Regions from separate parts of the Mus musculus genome. Here region 2 is linked to region 1. Evidence: chromatin loops called from intact Hi-C (ENCODE). Cell type or tissue: gastrocnemius. All regions are shown on one strand. Links, peaks and the distances in the headings refer to the core of each region. The heading gives the core; the rest is flanking DNA. Region 1 overlaps Ciao2a (cytosolic iron-sulfur assembly component 2A). Region 2 overlaps Herc1 (HECT and RLD domain containing E3 ubiquitin protein ligase family member 1).

What was found. A loop is a pair of places that touch in the nucleus more often than their neighbours do. Peaks named below come from ENCODE experiments on the same cell type or tissue, not always from the same donor. Only the 100,000 strongest peaks of a DNase experiment are listed, where the experiment ranks them.
Region 2: it touches region 1 in a loop (2.5-fold over the local background); 3 of 42 quality-filtered maps call a loop at or near these places.

What each region holds. Positions count from the first base shown.
Region 1 is chr9:66,131,320-66,140,688 of GRCm38, reverse strand. Ciao2a (cytosolic iron-sulfur assembly component 2A) reads right to left here. Exons shown (of 5, transcript NM_026635.3): 2 at 7,998-8,162; 3 at 7,208-7,257; 4 at 4,342-4,387; 5 at 1,721-2,352. The coding sequence ends at 2,255. Among named protein-coding and RNA genes, the nearest start is that of Ciao2a, 9.4 kb to the right of the region's middle. In gastrocnemius, for the core only: a CTCF peak has its summit at 4,531 (motif pointing right); no DNase peak of the experiment used is centred there.
Region 2 is chr9:66,500,454-66,509,822 of GRCm38, reverse strand. It overlaps Herc1 (HECT and RLD domain containing E3 ubiquitin protein ligase family member 1), which reads right to left. Exons shown (of 78, transcript NM_145617.3): 75 at 8,395-8,647; 76 at 7,741-7,893; 77 at 4,930-5,235; 78 at 1,048-1,684. The coding sequence ends at 1,499. It overlaps Fbxl22 (F-box and leucine-rich repeat protein 22), which reads left to right. Exons shown (of 2, transcript NM_175206.4): 2 at 1-1,364. Among named protein-coding and RNA genes, the nearest start is that of Fbxl22, 9.5 kb to the left of the region's middle. In gastrocnemius, for the core only: no CTCF peak of the experiment used is centred there; DNase peaks (open chromatin) are centred at 668, 1,957, 3,237 and 3,663; H3K27ac peaks cover 2,567 bases.

The DNA of each region.
Region 1 (9,369 bases), core at 706-8,705:
ACACACGTGTGCACGAGGTTGGAGAGCACAGAGCAGGGCAGACGTCCCTGGGCACCCGGCGGCACATGTCCAGACTCTCTCTGATGAGGCTTCCTTGCCCTGCAGAAAGCCTGTTGGCCAGTGTCAATTATGACACCCCAGCAAGACACTCAGGCACTGCTTTGCCCTCAAAGTGGTTAGACTCGAGGCCAGAGAGACAAGTCAGTGGCTAAGGGCACTTGTTGCTCTTGCAGTTGCTCTTGCAGTTGCTCTTGCAGGACCCAGGGTTTGATTCCCAGCACCCACGTGGCAGCTCACAACCGTGTGTAACTCCAATTTCAGAGAATCTTTATGGCCTTTATGGCCTCCACAGGTACCAGGCATACATGTGGTGTACAGACATACATGTACTTAAAATTTTTAAAATATATATGCATTTTTAAAGTGCTTCCAAATTTCCAAGGTACCTAGCCTCTTGCCCTGTTCCATTTTTGTTCCTTGGGCTGCCATAAACATGGTCCTGAGTCTCTCTCACCCACAGACAGCATACCTCCAAACTCTGAGTTAACTTCTTAAAAATCCCCTCAACAGAATGCTAAGTGTCACACCCCAGCCTTCTGCCAAAATGGGGTTGGCACCCAGCACTCTGTGACTTAGTGTTTCATAACAAACTAATCCTTGCCCTTAGTGAAATAAACAGTAAACATTTGGTCTCTAGCACGGCCCTTCCCTTCCAGGTCTTCTATGAGACTCTTATCTACCTAACACAGTGGCCGTGGGTGGAAGATGGCTTCCACGGTGGTTCACGAAGGTCGAAAATTAGTGTATGGTGATTGTAGTAGACAGTGGGGTAGCCTCCTCTACCTGTGAAAGTCTCCACAGGTATGCTTGAGTTTTCTCTGGCTGTAGTGGCCAGATTCTGGCAGAGAGAGCAATCCAAAAGACCAAGACAGAAGCAGCAATACCTATTCTAATCTGCACTCAGAAGTCACACTATGTCCCTCTGCCATTTCTTTGGGTCTGCCCACCAGCTGTAACTGGAAGAGACTGTACAAGTGCACAAAGGCCAGGTGATGAGGACATTAGGCTCTGCTGCAAGCCGCCTACCATACCCTTTCACACTCCAAAGGTATACTCTTCTCCCTATCAGGCTGAGCTAAGAAAAAAAGAAAGCTCAGAACATCTAGATTAATTCAGTAAAAACAAAACAAACAAGTACCTCACAGTACTTCTTTTGGGGGGAAGTTTGAACCCGGGTACTTGGCCTTGCAGAGCACAACACTCTCACTGTGCTAGATCCTCCGCTCTTCTTGAGGAGACTCCTTTAAAACTGTGACTATGAAGCTGGAGAGATGGATGGTTGTTGAGTGGCTAAGAGCACCCACCTACACTGCTCTTCCAAACGACCTAGGTTCGATCCCAGCACCTACATGGCAACTAACAACTGTAATTCTAGTTCCAGGGGATTTGATCCCTTCTTCTGAACTCCTCAGGCAAGCATGTGGTACACATATATACATGCAGGCAAAACAATCATACACATAAAATAAACTAGTTAAAACTAGATAAGTCATCTGACCCTCAACTCTAAATGCATGGGTCCAGCATTCTCCCAAAGGGAAAGCAGGCCTCACCTTTCCATTCTTAGACCTCACTCTACACAATAATCAGAGAACACAGCTATGGAGATGCCTGTTAAAAGTTCACGTTTACATTAGAATTTATAATTCAGTAAAAACCTAAGGTGAGCCATTAAAAGAATCGTGTCATATTTATTTTAGAATGGTTTAAATCAAATACATTTGGGCACAGTAGATATTTGACATGAAAAGCAGTTGTATCAGAATGGTCATCAGAAAAATAGTAACATTTTACACATAATAACTAGAAAATATTTTCTGTCTGATCACTTGAGTTAGAAATCCTGAGAATGTTACTCATTGAACAATTAGAATCTACCTCATAACTGAAATTTGCTCAGAAAGAATCCTCTTAAAAGATGCTCTGAAGGCCAGGCAGTGGTGGTGTACACCTTTAATCCCAGCATTTGGGAGACAGAGCCAGGTGGATCTCTGAGTTCAAGGCCAGCCTGGTCAACAGAACAAGTTCCAGGACAGCCAGGGCCACACAGAGAAACCTTGTCTCGAAAAAACAAAAAACAAAAAAAGCTCTGAGGTACAAATCACCTATCTAGTCAACATGTGTCCTCTACATCTTACAAAGGATTGAAACTAGCAGATCCAACACTTCTAAGCCACTGGCTCTTAGGGAGGGGTCAGTCCGGCTCGAGGACGCACTGTTCCACGATTTCCCGAAGGTTGGGGTTCTCCATTGCAGCTGCCACTCGCTCTTTGTCATTTATCTGCTTGTTGACTGCAAAACACAAGGACAAAAGTTAACAGAACTGTGCTGACAGAGAGGTCAGTCAGCAGCATTTTTCCAGCCTGCTAAAGCAAAGCATTTAACTCCTTGAGAACTTACAGCTAACTCATCATACAGTTTATTAAGATTTTTTTCCCTTGGGCATACACACACACACACACACACACACACACACATGCACTGCTCACAAGTGTATATGGAGGCCAGAATAGGGCACTGGATCCCCTGGGGCTGAAGCTCTGAGTGATTGTGAGCTGCCTGATGTGGGTCCTGGACACTGAACCCCAGTCCTTGGGAAGAACAGCAAGTGCTTTTAACTAATCCATCCTAATGCAATGACTAAGGTCCTGAAAGCCGTCTCAAGAGAAAAATACTCTCTCGCGCTCCACTCTACAACCAACTGCAATTTTGATTTCTTTCTGGGCATCATCAATACACACATTTCTATACAGTTACATTCAGAGTGACATTCAAAACTGCTGCTTTTCCCATTTAGCCCTGTTTGTTTAACTATAGTGCTGGTTACATGGCAAAAATTCTAAATGTCTGGCCAGGCATAGTGGTGCCTGCCTTTACCCAGCACTCAGGGGTCAAAGGCAGACAGAACTCTATGAGTTCTAGGCCAGCCTGGTGTACACAGTGAGACCAAGTTCATAAACAAATAAACAAACAAACCAAATAAATAAAATGGACTGGGAATATAGCTCAGTGGAACAGCTCTTGCCTTGCACATTTGAAGCCCTGGGTTCAATCCCTAGCTTTATACGAAGTAAATAAAATAAATAAAGTGAGGGCTGAAAAGGTGGCTCAGAAGTTAAGAGCACTGGCCGCTTTTCCAGGAGACCTGGCTGTGATTCCCAAAACCTACATGGCAGCTAATAACCCCAGTTCCAGGGAATCTGATGTCCTCCTCTGGCCTCTAAGGGCACTGGAGGCATGAATGCAGACATGCATGCAAGCAAAACACACACAGTAAGTAAATAAATAAAGTGAGAGATAAAATTCCTCAGCTTAGGAGGTTTGGAGCATTTATCCCCCAGAGAACTATAAAAACTAGGGCATGATTTTCATTGTTCTCCCACAGTACCTAACAGGCTTCTAGGACAGGCTGGCAGGCTGCCCCTCTGGACCGGCGAGTGTCCTCCCTCGCCTCTCCACTTACAGCTTGCTCTCAGGGCTTACTGTCTTCTCTCACCTCACCCATTACCTCCCGTTCTCTCCTCCTCTGCTCTTCTCTACCTTTTCAATCTATTTAGTGATGCTAACACACGAGCACTTTTACTATTTATTTGAGACAAAGGCTCACTGTGCAATCGTGACTGGTCTGGAAGTCACTCTGCAGACCAGGCTGGCTTCAAATTCAGACCTGCCAGTCCCTGCCTCCTGAGTGCTGGTACTGAAGGCGTGTGCCATCGAGCCTGGCAGGAAGCAAGCACTTCCAGTGTTTTTCTCTTCCCTTGTTTCCCATCATTTGTACAAAATTCTGTTTTCCATGTACCACATAATTAATGAGGAAACATTTTGTCATTTGCTGTTTTATAATCCCACATCTTCAATTTTCAAATGACTATTGGTTGTATTCTCTCTACAGAGGAGGGGTCACCCCCACTCCTGTGCTACCACATTGACCCAGACCACCCCCCATTACCACCCCCACCCCCGAAGATTCCCTAACACATGACTTTCGAGATTCTTGGTTTCAACTTTGCACACAGCTAAGGGGCTGTTAGAGAAGAACCAAGGCTTCCTAGCTCAACGTCTCTGGAGCTGGACATGTTTATGGATCTGTATGTAGCCTGCCATCAGAACCAGTTTACAAAATGACTTCCTTTAAATGCCTGGGCTTCCCAACCTGTGAAGGAAGAGCATAACTGTGGTGTCCCCTCTTTTTTGCAGGGCACCCCAGTATATCAGCTGGGCTAGTTGGCTGACAACCTAGTACCCAAGACAAAAGTATTAGCTGAAGCCATCTTCACTTACTGTCTTCTTCTGTCGAGTGAGTTCCTTCAGAAATGTAGATTTCCAACTGGAGAGAAGAGAGACAGAAGCAAAACATCAGCAGCATCCAGAGGTGTGGAGGGCAGACCCAGGATGGGGAACCGGGGTGGGGAACATCAGAGACCTAACAGGATGGAACTGAAGCATTTCCACCAACTGACCTGCAGGGGGCGTGCCCTTGGATTTCTGTATGAATCATACAGATCTCACGTGATCTCTGCCCTACCCTCACCCTCTTCTCAAATCATTATTTGATCTGCCTTCTGTCCCATCTCCCTGGGGCACCACACCAGCAACCTAGTGTGTCCTTTCTTCTTCCTCACTTCTACACACACAAACACATTTTTTCTCTTATGCATATTTTATACACAAACACACACGAAGTTACTGCTTGACAAAAATGAGACAAATATATAGGTTCTTGCCTACGAGAGCATCCCCCTTTTCCTGTTATCTGCCTTAGTTTATTCCCAGGTGTAACACCAGTAAAGCCGTCTTGTCTAGCCCTGTTAACTCCACAAATTAGTCAACTCCTAAGTACAAGAGCTTTTGATACAACCACAAAACTGCTGCAAATCCTGTGGCTGAGGCTGAGGCCAAAGCCAGCCTGTGCAGAGGGCAGCACAGAGTCGGCCCAGAGATCAAGAGTTTTCAAGAGGAAAACAGAACAATTATAGCTAATAGGGACCTTAGAGACCGTCTAGTTCAACTCAGAGTCTCTGTCTCTGTCTCTGTCTCTGTCTCTGTCTCTGTCTCTCTCTCTCTCTCTCTGTGTACCTACCTGTCTGTCTGCCTGTCTGTCTGTCTCTCTCTCAGCTTTTCAAGTCAAGGTTTCTCTGTGTAACAGCCCTGGGCACCCTGGAACTTACTTTGTAGACCAGGCCAGCCTCAAACTCAGAGATCCAAGTGCTGGGATCAAAGATGTGCACACCACGCCCCACTTAGTTCAGTTTCTTTTAAAACCACAAAACTCGGCTGGTGAGACGGCTCAGTACGTAGAAGTGCTTGCCATACAAGCCTGGTGACTGAATTCAATACCACAGTGGACAGAGAAAATGGACTCCAAACATGTTCCATGGCAAACACACTACTCTCACTCATACAAAGACACAATTAAAAAGACCACTATCCCGATTCCTCCACTAGCACAAAACTCCATGAAAAACAAATGCTTAACTCTGGTGAGAATTTACAGGACTCACTACTGACTCACTATTCTGAAATAGCCACAGGCTGGACACAATGGCAGAAGCCTTGTAATCTTAGCACTTGGGAGGCAGCAGCAGGTGTCTCTGTGAGTTCGAGGCCAGCCTGATCTACTCAGAGAATTCTAGAACAGCTAGAGCTGCAGTAAGACCCTTTCTCGGGAGAAAAAAAAAAAAAGAGGCCAACAAGCAGAGATAAAGACTCAAGCATTTACTCCCCTGCTCCTATGTGAATTAATAATATACCTCAGTATAACCAAATAGTTAATAGTATGGCTGCTGTGATGGGACAAACTAAAACTATAGCTTCTTCATGCTATGTAGGAAAAACATATTTGTTCTGTTTTCTTACCAAAAATGAATAACAATCTAATCATGAATCATCTGAAAACCCAATTTGAGACAGAATCTATAAAATATCTACACTCTTCACAAGTGTCAAGATCTCTAGGTGTGCTGACAGATGCTAATAATGCCAGTGCCAGCACTTGGAAAGCTAAGGCAGGAGAATAGCCTCAAACTCAAGGCCAGCCTGGGCTACATAATGAGATCCTGTCTCAACAACAACAAATCAAAATCATGAAAGATAAGAGCAAGGAACTACTCCTGCCTAAATGAAGTAACTACTGAGAACCATTACTGGGGGAAGGCAGGAAGGGGAGGGAACACTACCACCATAAAGGGTATTACTGGAAACAATAATATATATATTATTTATTTATATATGATTATTATATACAATTTATTATACATATAATTTATTTAATGTGTATAAATGTTTTACCTGCATGTATGTATGTGTACCATGTATGTGCCAATTGAAGTCAAAAGAAGAACTAAAGTTATAGATGATTGGGAGCCACCATGTGGACGCTGGGAATTGAACTCAGGTCCTCTGCAAGAGCAACCACACTTAACCACTGAGCCATCTCCTCAGCCCCAAAACTCCATTTTAACAAAAAGTGGGAACAACTCAAATGTCTAAAAACTGGTAAGAAAGCAAAATTAAACAAGGTCTCTCCATTTAATTGGATATTATTATATGACACTACCTAAGAATAAAACACACACTTTAAAACATCAACACTAAAAACATAGTAAGTCAAGGAATCCACACACTGTCTAATTTCATTAAAATGAAATATCCCAAATTATGGAGACTGGAAATAGATGGTTGTTCTGTACAGAGAAGCAGAGAAGAGCATGCTGTAAGCACAGAGAGACTACTTATTAGCAAATCAGGGCTGCCCCCTCCTTCCCTCTCTCTCTCTCTCTCTCTCTCTCTCTCTCTCCCTCTCTCTCTCTCTCTCTCTCTCTCCATTTTTGATACAGGATCTGGCTGTGTAGCCCAGGCTACCATCCTCTCTTAACCTCCCAAGTGGTGGCGTTACTCATGTCTTACCGTACTTGACTGCATGCAGGATGCAGGGGATGCAAGTGTTCAACAGTGATTCAGAGATGGCTGCAGAACCCTGCAGGAGTTATCAGAGACTACTCAGCTATCTACTTCAGGTGGCTTATATGATGTGTGAATTACACCTTAATAGGTGTCACAAGTCAAGCTGGAGCAGGGACGGGGCTCTGCGGCAGGTATGTGAGGCTCACGTGAGGCCCTGGGTGTGAGGCGGAAGCAAGCTTCTTACCTTGTGTTTGAACGGCAGACACCGCTGAAGCTTTACTCTTAGGCACAGCCCTATGATGGGGGAAAAATCTTCATTATCTTTGTATCCCTTCTTACTGGCTCTAGAAAAACCATAAAGTTCAAACTGCATCCACCCAGTGTGGGTCTCCTGTGACCTTGGCACCATGAGGAAATAGAGTTTCATGCCTGCCCCAGTAAATCCAGGGAACTGGGTCATTCTATACATGGTGAACCAAGGTCACAGTGTAAGGTGACTGTTGGTGGTAGTACCACAGCAGAGCTGGCACTGACCAGAACAAAGGAGCACCACAAAGGCCAGGCCTTTTCTGCTGGGCCAGCTGGCACTCAGGCATAATGGACGGACCCTTAAGCTTTACAAAATACCAGAAGACAGGCATGGTGGCGCACACCTTTAATCCAAGCACTCTGAGGCAGAGGCCAGCGGATCTCTATGAGTTTGAGGCCAGCTTGGTCTAGGACAGCCAGAGCTACAAAAGGAAACCCTGTCTTTAACCCTACCCCCCAAAATAAGCCACTGGTAAGCCAAGCCAGGCAAAAAATTAAAACAAAGTATATTTAAAACCACTTATTTAACTGCCGTCGGGATGACTTAGCAGGTCTCTGTTGGCACATGGTACCCAGACATACATGCAGATAAAACAACCCATACACAAAAAACTTAATTAAAAATGTAAGAAGCATTCATACAGACACACATTTACCAATAAAAACTAGAATTCCCATGCACCCATGTACACACACATGCACACACACACACACACAACCCTTACCAATAAGAGTTGCCAAAGAGCAATGAGGTACTGTTGGTGTGAACTTGATAATAACCAAATAGTCATCTTCATTTATTTCTTGAACTTCCACACAACTCTCTGTGACCACTTCCAGTTCTTCTAAAGTATTGGGCTTTTCTGGGTCCCGGATAGTTCGAATCAAATCTAGAAGCATCAGAGACAAGGTATTAAATTAAAATGTGAATATTCTAAGTGAGGATGAGGATTCTTATCTCAATTGAAGCACGGACTAGTTTCAAATGTGTATGTTTTGCCTCCATACATATCTGTGTATTCTGTGTATGTAGTGCCCACAGAAGCCAGACCAGGGCCTCAAGATCCCTGGAATGACAGCTGTGAGTGGCCATGTGCATAAGAAACTGAACACAGGTCCTCTGCAAGAACAGCCAATGCGGAGCCATCTCTTCAGGCCCAACCACCCCGCCCTAACTTTCTTTTTTCTTTTTTTTTCTTTTGTTTTTTCGAGACAGGGTTTCTCTGTATAGCCCTGGCTGTCCTGGAACTCACTCTGTAGACCAGGCTAGCCTCAAACTCAGAAATCTGCCTGCCTCTGCCTCCCGAGCGCTGAGATTAAAGGCGTGCGCCACCACTACCCGTCCTCCTAATTTTCTTTTAATCAAATATTTCAGCAACTCCCAAGTATCTGACAGAAATTTCTACTAATAGAAAACAATTTTCTTAGATCATTATTCGTCCATATCCAAGTCTTAATTCAAAACCATGGGAACTGTGAATGGGGAGAATGTGAAGGGAGCCCTAGAGGAGTCTTGGTTGGAGAGAAGGTGGGATTAAGCCTTTGAAAATGAACAGCATCCCCTTAAGACAGAAGGAAAGAACCATCAGGGGCTTCCTTGGCTTGTTTCCAGCAAAGGAAAGAGCAGAGAAGAAGGGTGGGGCCCAACCACCAGGGTATTTCACAACTAGCCACAGGCAATAGGGATTCCTCAGGAGATTTAGAATAAGGAAGTAGGAAGGGCAGTGGGGTACAGTCAACTGCTAATTTACTCACACTAGCTGCAAGAACCAGAACCAAAGAGAAGAGCTAGAGACGGCCACTGAGAAGCTCGGCTTAAAATCAGCAGATGACAACAGGGACAGAGACAGGACAAGCAACTAAGTTCCTTGTTTCACAGGAACTAACATGTGGCAACTCTCTGCATCCAGAAGACAAGCATACAGAGAGGAGGGAGAGGACTCAGATTTATTTATTTATTTATTTATTTATTTATTTGGTTTTTTTGAGACAGGGTTTCTCTGTGTAGTCCTGGCTGTAACTAAGTTCCTTGTTTCACAGGAACTAACATGTGGCAACTCTCTGCATCCAGAAGACAAGCATACAGAGAGGAGGGAG
Region 2 (9,369 bases), core at 302-8,301, 370 kb before region 1:
CATCTCTGCAGACCTGAGACAAGTGGGTTTGTCGGGCACCATCTTACTAGAGTGCTCCCACAGTCTCCAGGCAGAGCAAATCTTCTGTCAAAGGCCCAGATCCGGTTAAGGCATTATTCTCAATGGCAATAAACTGAAGCCTGCAGACTGCTTGTCACTAGGACAAAGCCTAGAGGCACAAGCAGGGCCTTCCTACCTCAAGTCCAGAATTAAGGGCATATCTTTATTTAGAAGTCTCCGGTGCCCCCCAGAGACTTGAATCTTTTTCTAGGGAACCAATTCCATATGAAAACTTCAATAAAATGATGCCTGGATTCTCAGCTTTATCAGGGATGTTCCTTCAGATTTGGAAAGACAAGCACTCGCCTTTCCACTGGTAAACTTGCCTTCCCGTTTCTCTGCCTGGTACCTTATTTGAGCAGGCTGTCAGCAATGGCCTTTTCATTGAGTCCACAGGAAGCAGCCTGTGACACAGATTAGATGGGAGGAAAAGAGACAAGCTGCCTACTGACCTCCAATGCTTTCTGGTACACTGCAGCAGGAGCCTCACAGCAAGGGGGCTCCTCTTTCCCACCACCCGGCATACTCAGCTGGCACTCTTGGACAGATGAGCAACTGCCACTGACCACAAGGGCTGGGTTAAACACCAAGTGGGGCTCTGTCTCAGTCCCTCATCCACACACTAACCCTTGTATGAATGTACACTGTCAGCCACCCATCCACTCACTGATGCATGTGCACAGCTGTCTCTTTTGGACCACTGTCCCCTTTGCTGTCCTTTGGTACATTGGCACAGAGGTGCTGCCTCACACCAGCCATGCTTGAGGCTCTGCTGTAGGCCGGGATGCCAGCAGCACAAGGGGAGGGAGGTGTGAGAGCCCCGGCTCCTCCTCGGTAGGTATCCTTTTCAGAAGAAATCTGTCCCCAGTTTCTGAATGGCCCAGAGAGCAAGGTGACACTGGCAGACTGCAAAGCTCACTCTGTTTGGGCTCATGTCTGCTTCAACTTCTAGCCTAGGCACCCCTGGATCAACAACAGCGGCCCCACTCTGATTCCTGAATCTGCTTTATTTCTCTGCATAAGGAACCCTGCACAGGCGAATCAAACTAAAACAAAATAAATATATGAATATTCATGTAAAACTGTCCTTTCTAATGAACAATTATACACAATGTACAATTTCATGTTCACTGGGTGGGCTTACAAAAATGTATCATTCTCAACTAAAAATACACCAAAATGGCTCCATGCAAACTTATCCACAGTGACCAAAAAATACAGAGGAAAACCTGACTGAGCAGTTTCTGCTCTTTGTTTTGTACAATCACAGAAAAATAAAACCATCTAATTTCTTTGTTTCATTTGAAGTAACTAAATGTGGCCACTGTTTGTATCAGCTTATGTTCCTAAAACATCTATGTAGTTACCATAAAAGTATACCAACATCAAATTGGAAGTGAGCATTATTGAGAAAGGTGGGTGACAGCACCCTCATCAGTCAGTAGTCAGTGTCAGAGCCCTCTGCATTGTCCACATTTCTTGAGAGCATGTAGTTGTCCATGTCAATTGAACGGCAGTTGTTGATGGCATATCTCAAGCGCTCAGCCATGACCAGCTGGCTGGAATAGGGGGGCAGCCGCAGCTGGAAGAAGCAGGTCTGTGAGGTAGGCAGACTGTCATAAGGCTGTGGAGAGACAGACCAAGAGCTGTTAACAAGTGCACTGCCATCCCAGGGAGCATGGGGCTACTCATTACCACCCAAGACAGGAGAGAGCCTCTCCCTGACTTCTGGCTGATCTGCAGGAGTCAGAGAGTAGGTCTCAGCACAAAGCACAGAGGACCCACTGTCGCAGCTGGGGACACTTTCAGTTGGGCTTCATCCTCCTTCCCACTTCCTGCAATGGCCTGCAATGGAAAGTGGAGTCCTGACTAGGGCTACTTGGGAGACCAGAACCTGGCAGAGAGAAGAGCATGCTGAGAGCTCCCTGCTGTCCACCAAGGGGCAGGCAGGCCTGAGGTCATGGTGGGGATCCCCACAGAGAGTGAAGTGGAAGGGGCTAGGGTCCTGTCCATGGCACCTCACCCCTTCTCTGCTGCAGTGTGGTCTGAAGCCCCTCGCTGTTGTTCACGGATGGTGGGGAAAAGCAGTGAAGCCCAAGGTGTGCACTTAACTAACCATCATGAGGATGTGTTTACACAGCTGCGTTTTCTTGTTTTGTTTTTCTTTTTGGCTTTTCAAGACAGAGTTTCTCTGTATAGCTTTGGCTGTCCCCTCAAACTCACAGAGATCCACCTTCCTCTGGTCTCCTGCATGCTGGGATTAAAGGTGTATCCCACCACTGCCCGGCTTGGAAAGAGGGTTTTTTAAATTTTAATTAAAAAAAGCCCCGCCCCCTTTAAACACATGGTCTCACTATATAACTCTGGCTAGCTTGGTACTCAGTATGCAGACCAGGCAGACCTTGAACTCACAAAGATGTACCTGCCTCTGCCTCCTAAGTACTGAGAGTATGCCACTATGCTTGGCTTTAAAAAAGAATTTTTAAAGTACACAGCTGAAAATGGCTTCTTTTAGAGGGCAGGTTATATATCTTCTCTGACCCACCCTGCTAACAACCATTTTCCAAACGATTTGCAAGGACAGTAATGATAATTATGATTCTTATTTTTTTAGACAGTGTGATTTGAATATGCTTGGCCCAGGGACTGGCACTACTAGGACATGTGGCCTTCTTAGAGAAAGTGCATCACTGTGGGGGTAGTCAATGAGACCCTCCTCCTAACCATGTGGTAGCCAGTGTTCTGCTAGCAGATATCTTCAGATGAAGATGTAGAACTCTCAGCTTCATCTGCACCAAGCCTGCCTGGAAGCTGCCATGCTCCTGCCTTGATGATGATGGACTGAACCTTTAAACCTGTGAGCCAGCCCCAGTTAAAAGGTGTCCTTATAAGAGTTGCCTTGGTCATGGTGTCTGCTCACAGAAGTAAAACCCAAGCTAAGACAGACAGGGTCTGTTATGTAGCTCAGGCTGGCCCTAACTTGAACTCCTTCCTTAGGTGCTAGGATCACAGTGTGTACCACTGCTGGCTACACAGTATTTAATAGTAAATGTCTCTCCTTGCAGTGCTGGGTTGTGAGTGCCAGGGAAGCACTTCCTACTGGCTACATCCTGACCCCACCCTTCCTCCCTAGCTCTTTTTGAATCTGTGCTCTTCCTCAGAGCACCCTGACAACTGGGCTGCATTCCAGTGGTGGGATCTGCATCCTCCATGTATGAGAGGCTCATCAGCCTCCATATGAGAGCCACTGATGCCAGAGATATGGGCAGAAAAGCTGAGGACATCAAGGAAGGGAAGGACATCAGATGGCTCAGACACTTAAATGTGGGTACTAAAGAAGTGACCCAAGAGCCATAGAGGAACACCCCCAGTAGTCAGTTTACTGAGGCAGGGGATTAGTAGCAGTAACTCCTGGGGTGACTGGGCAGCCTAGGACACAGTCAAGGCAAGGATCATTCCGAGGACTAACCAGAAGGAAACTATTACCCCCTTCCCACTTCACTGTGCAACAACAAAACAGATTGGCCGCTTATAGTCTCTGGCTAGTCATGCAGCAAATGTATGGAAAGGCTCTTTTCACAGCATCCCAGAGCACAGCAGTCCCAGTGAACCACGGCCCTAGCCAGGAGCAGGGCTCCAGCTGGAGGCTGCAGGAGGCAAAGTTCTGTCGACAGGAGCAGTTCTCAGCCTGTGAGTCTGGACCCCTTTTAGACCTTTTTATAGGGGTAGTTTATCAAATATTCTGCATATCAGATATTTACATTATGATTCATAATGGTAGCAAAATACAGTTATGAAGTAGTCAAATAATTTTATGGTTGGGGGTCACAATATGAAGAACTGTATTAAAGGGTCGCAGCATTAGGAGGGTTGAGAATCACTGGTTTACAGCAACCTCCAGGAGCAGCAAGAGAGTGAAGAACACAGGGCACTGAAATTGAAGAAAGTGCTGGGTGTAGCATCTTATTTTCCTTACCATTTCCTTATCAAACACCACGCACCTGCTAGAGGGTGCCCACACACAGGAAGGGGAGGGGCTACTGCTGAGTAAAGAGGAGGAGAGAGATACTGTAAGTGTTGGGCCAGAGAGCAGAGGCCCAGAGGAAATCAGGCAGAAAGCACAGGAAAGAATCCCAGAGCTTCCTGTAAGGGAGATCACGGGCACTGTCCTTAAAGGGCAGTGCTTGCTAGGCCCAGATGGAAAGGGCACGAAGGAAAACTCACTATGGAAGGGCTCCAAAGCAAAAGAACACGGTATGCTGGAGAGACAGGCAGAAGCCTGATTGTGGAGAGGGCTAGCAGCATCTACCCGGGGTCTGTCCAGGATCCCTGAAAGATCTAGACGGAAAGAGGCACAGCTGGTAGAGTACTTAGGAAGAATGGCTCTGGACTGCAATGTGTGCTTCAGATTCTAAGCTTGTTTATTCTTGAGGCTCTGCAGCTAAGGCCTCCACCCTCTGCACCCCTCCTGTGGTAGCATATACCTGCTGCCTACATCTCCAGGTTCCTGCACACCAGGTGTGCACCAAACAAGACTGGACCCTGGCACACGAGCACACATGGAAAAGGCCCAGGGCCTGAGAGTCGGGGGAAGCATGAGGATCCCCTGCCCACTGAGACCTAACCAAGGCCAGGGTTGCTGTGGCAACACGCACTCCACATCCACTAGGCTCTTTTCTCCCCACACCTAAGTGAACGTAAATTTTTATGCTTGATGTTTTTAGATTTGGATAATCTAAATGCTAGAGCCTGAATGGGCAGACCTTCTGGGGGGGTTACATTTTGGTTTCCCTAGCAGGCAAGGAACAGAGAAGGGGTTGGGGGGAGAAGAAGTAAATTTTAACCAAGGAAGGAGAACTGCCTACTTACCCTATCGACCTTCATGATTTGAAACCTCTGGGAAATGTCAGCGGTGTTGGCTGGCAGTCGGGAGCGCCCAGACACGAAGCGCATGAAGAGCACCCGCTCCTCATTGGAGAACTCTTCCAGTGTGCGCCAGAGCCACTGCACCAGCTGGTGCTGCTCGTCCACCTCACGGTATCGCACCACCTTCTTCAGGACATCCACACAGATCTCAGGCATCCCACACACCATCTGTTCCAGCTGTTTGGCCGTGAGGAGGGACAGCAATGGTACAGGGACAATCCAGGACATCCCTTCTCGAACTGCAGCCACCTGTATCCATTAAAGGTTGTTCATTTTAACACACATTTGGTGTAGTAGACAGACACTCATCATGACACAGGTTGTCTGTTCCAGGCCCGAGGTCTGCAGCCAGGGCCACCCTTGTGTGAGTTCCACTGCTCTGGGACTCTCACACTCTTAGTCTCAAGTCAGTCAGCACCAGAGCCTTTCTTCTCTCCACAGAGTTTTAGTGCCTGGGTCCCTTCAGTGGCCACCCCGCCATGTTTCTAGTCACATGTAGCTGTGTGCTGTTAAAAGTGTGCTGTGGTGTCTCCATGACTCAAAATCACCCTGCTTCTCTTCTCAGAGCACAGGGGAGCTAAGGAGCTGAGAATGGAGGAAGAAGCTCCAGCCTCTGCCTCTGGGGGGCAGGAGGGCGGCCCTAGCTCACACACTTCTCTTTAGGGCAGCTTAAAACCACCCCTGATAAAGCAAACCACACGCCTCAGAACAGAAGCAACAGCGAGGAAAGGCCCTGGGGTTGTACCTGGTGCTCTGGTGACTGCCTGGGCTGAGGGACTGCCCATAGAACCCCTAAGGGACTAAGGGACTATCCATGCTACAGATTGTCAAAGCCAACCCACCAAGGCCAGAAAAATAGAAAACAAAAACTGACTGGATACAGTATGATGCTAAGGGGTGAGGCTGGCTGCTTTGAGGTAGCAAGGAAATGACTGGGGACAGTTACAGGAAGAACACTCATACTACAAGATGAGGTGGAAGTGAAAACAAAGGGACAATTCACCGAGAGAGGAACAAGGAGAGTGGACAAAGCTCAGAGGAATGGTCAGCAGAACCAGCCTGCAGTGAAGCCTGGCTCTGGCTCTTGGGTCTGTGGTAGGGCCATTCTTATTTTCTCTAGGTTCTGTGGTAATGGTTGACAATGCCTTTATTTCCCAGAGCACCCTCCACCCCCCAAAATAACTGTACACAGTGAGGCCCGGCACTTGGCAGGACCACTGCACTTTGAAGATTTTCAATGTTCATCAAAGTTCAGTGATAGAACATTTGTTTTGCATGGCACAATCTTAGTCCTCAGTCTCTGTCTCTGTTTCTCTCTCTCTCTCCCTGCCCCCTCTCTCTCCCTGCCCCCCTCTCTCTCCCTGTCCCTCTCTCTCTCCCTGCCCCTCTCTCTCTCCCTGTCCCTCTCTCTCTCCCTGCCCCTCTCTCTCTCCCTGTCCCTCTCTCTCTCCCTGTCCCTCTCTCTCTCCCTGCCCCCCTCTCTCTCCCTGCCCCTCTCTCTCTCCCTGTCCCTCTCTCTCTCCCTGCCCCTCTCTCTCTCCCTGTCCCTCTCTCTCTCCCTGCCCCTCTCTCTCTCCCTGTCCCTCTCTCTCTCCCTGTCCCTCTCTCTCTCCCTGTCCCTCTCTCTCTCCCTGCCCCCCTCTCTCTCCTGCCCCTCTCTCTCTCTCCCTGCCCCCCCTCTCTCTCCCTGCCCCTCTCTCTCTCCCTGTCCCTCTCTCTCTCCCTGCTCCCCTCTCTCTCTCTGTCCCTCTCTCTCTCCCTGTCCCTCTCTCTCCCTGTCCCTCTCTCTCTCCCTGTCCGTCAATCTCTCCCTGCCCCCCCACCCCTCCTCACTCTATCATGAACTGGAGACAAACCCTGGATCCTGTTCCTGTAAACACTGTCACAAAGAAAACAGTTTAAGAACTGAACTGGTCCCAAAGCTAAACTCAAAGAAGGACCCAGGAGTGAGGGATATGGAACTTGAAATAACTGAACTTAGATATCCTCAGAGCCTGGATCCAGAGCTAAAAAGGACCCAATATAACCTAAAAATAAAATACTGAAACTGTTAATGATTTTATGGAAAGAACCAACTTTAGACACATCAATTCCTAGGGTCATTTATTCCTACCCCTTTGTTAATCCAATGCTTATTCATGCTTCAGCACAGACCAAGGAGAACACAAACAAAAAAGAAGATACTCCTCACGTGCAGCCTTCAAGCTGACTGAAGACACAAGACCTGAATGTCTTTAGGCCACCACATGCACAATGATATGAGACAAGGGGAGTGATTTCAGAGTAAGGCAGGACTGTGAAGGAGGTACACTCCTGGCTGTGGCTTGAGGGTCTGCATCAGGAGCAGGAAAGAGGCTCTCGTTAGGCTGTAAGACCGTGTTTAAGGGTAAGTGACCCAGCTGGAGTGGGCACTGTGTGGGGAGCAGTTAAGAGATGCAGGCCAGGGCTGGATAGATGGCTCAGCCGTTAAAGGATAGGCTCACAACCAAAAATGTAAGAGATGCAGGCCAGATAGGTATGTGAGGAGGAGGAAGGAGACGGCCTTCTACAACAACGTCAATTTGGAGCTGACTTAAGGATGTAGATATAGTAAGACATGGCCTAGGAAGTCTCTAATAAGGTCTGAAATAGAGATATAAGCGAATCTATGCATGGATGGCGAATAATGCCAGATCTGGCATAAATAAGTGAGCTCTTGTCTGGACAAATGAAAGCATTCTAGACCACTTCCTGCACCATGATAGTTCATCTTACCTGCCGGTCCATCTCATGAAGTCGATACTCAATGGCCCTCTCTACGTACTCCTTCCTATTGGAAAACGTGAGTGGGATACTATTTCCTCCAGGGATTATGGGGACCATTTTACCATCAGCACTCTGGCCGACAAAAGAATCAAGAGGAATCATCTAAGGAAAGAAAGATAAGATATTTTATTACACAGTAAAGAGGATAACAAAAAGCATGACTCATACACAGACCAATAATGAAGTCAAGGCTTTAGTTCTATAAACAAGGCAGGCCAGTCACGTCTGTCTGACTGCTCAAGACTATGCTGACCCATCTGCTATAGGTAAAAAGAGCCACATCTTTGTCCCAAACCAGGTCTGTTGTGTTCTGGCTACCTAGGCCTCCCTCTCCACTTGGTGCCCGTGGTTGTCCACATGACGGGCAGAAAAGTTGTTAAGGTACAAGAAGGTACAAGAAGCAGGAGTTGGGAGTTGGAGCCAGCTCCACATATTAGCAGCTCCCTGGACCACTAAAACTGAGGTACCAGGGCAGCTTGGCCTAGATATGCTAAAGTCAGACCGACAGAAAGAGGTAGACAACATCTGACTTTACATAGAAAACTTCTGATTGGAGAACACAGTAAGTCAGGAGTTACAGAAGCCCAGCTGTGCCAGGCTTACCTCATGGAAACTCTCTTCAGTAATGCCACTGTCTTCAATGTGAAGGATGCTGTTAAGGGTCTGCACATAAAGCAGATCCACTTCCTCCAGGTCCTCCAGGGTAAGTGGGACACAGCACAGCTGTTTCCACACCAGAGGGGCCAGGTGAAGGTCCAGAGGCTTCTTTGTACGAATGGCAACCCCCATTAAAATTCCTAAGAACTTAAACTGCATTAAATGTTCATCAAGGCAGGCAGAGGGATTAAAAAGGAACCTATGAAAGAAAAGTAAATCTTTCAGCTAAAGATTCCTCCCATTAGAAACAATTTCCCACCGCGAAAGCATTAGAGTAGACCTGTGCCGTTGAATCCAGCAGTCATTAAGTACATTCGCCTATGTAATTAAAGTCTAACACCTCGATGCCCCTTTTTTGGTTTCGTGGGCTGGAACTGTAAGCATGTACTGTCAGACCAAGCTCAAGTTCAGCTCATTAGTTACTCTAATTACACCTGAGTGCTCACCAAGCTACACATGACTAATGTGCTGGGCAGCACAGGGACAACATTCTGAATCAACCTGTGCCACCCCCATATGTATGTGTTTATACGTGTAAGACAGAGATCGAGAGCATGTGCATATGTGTTAGAATGAGCATGTGTGCTTGTGTGTGAGAGAGAAAACACGCATGCATGTGTGTGCTTATGTATGTGGTAGGTTTACGAATATGTAAAGGGGAGAGGAGGATGGTGAATATCTCTCTACTGCTCTCCGCCTTATATTTCTGAGACAAGTCTCACTTTTACTGCTGGTTGAGCTGAAACTATGTAAACAAACCTGACTTCAGACTCACAGAGATCAGCCTGCCTCTGCCTCCTGAGTGCTATGATTAAAGATGTGTGCCACAACACCTGTCTTCTACCTTATTTTTTGAGAATAATAAATTTCTAATTAAATGTGAAGCTCACCTGGTTTGGCTAGGTTAGCCAGCCAGTGAGC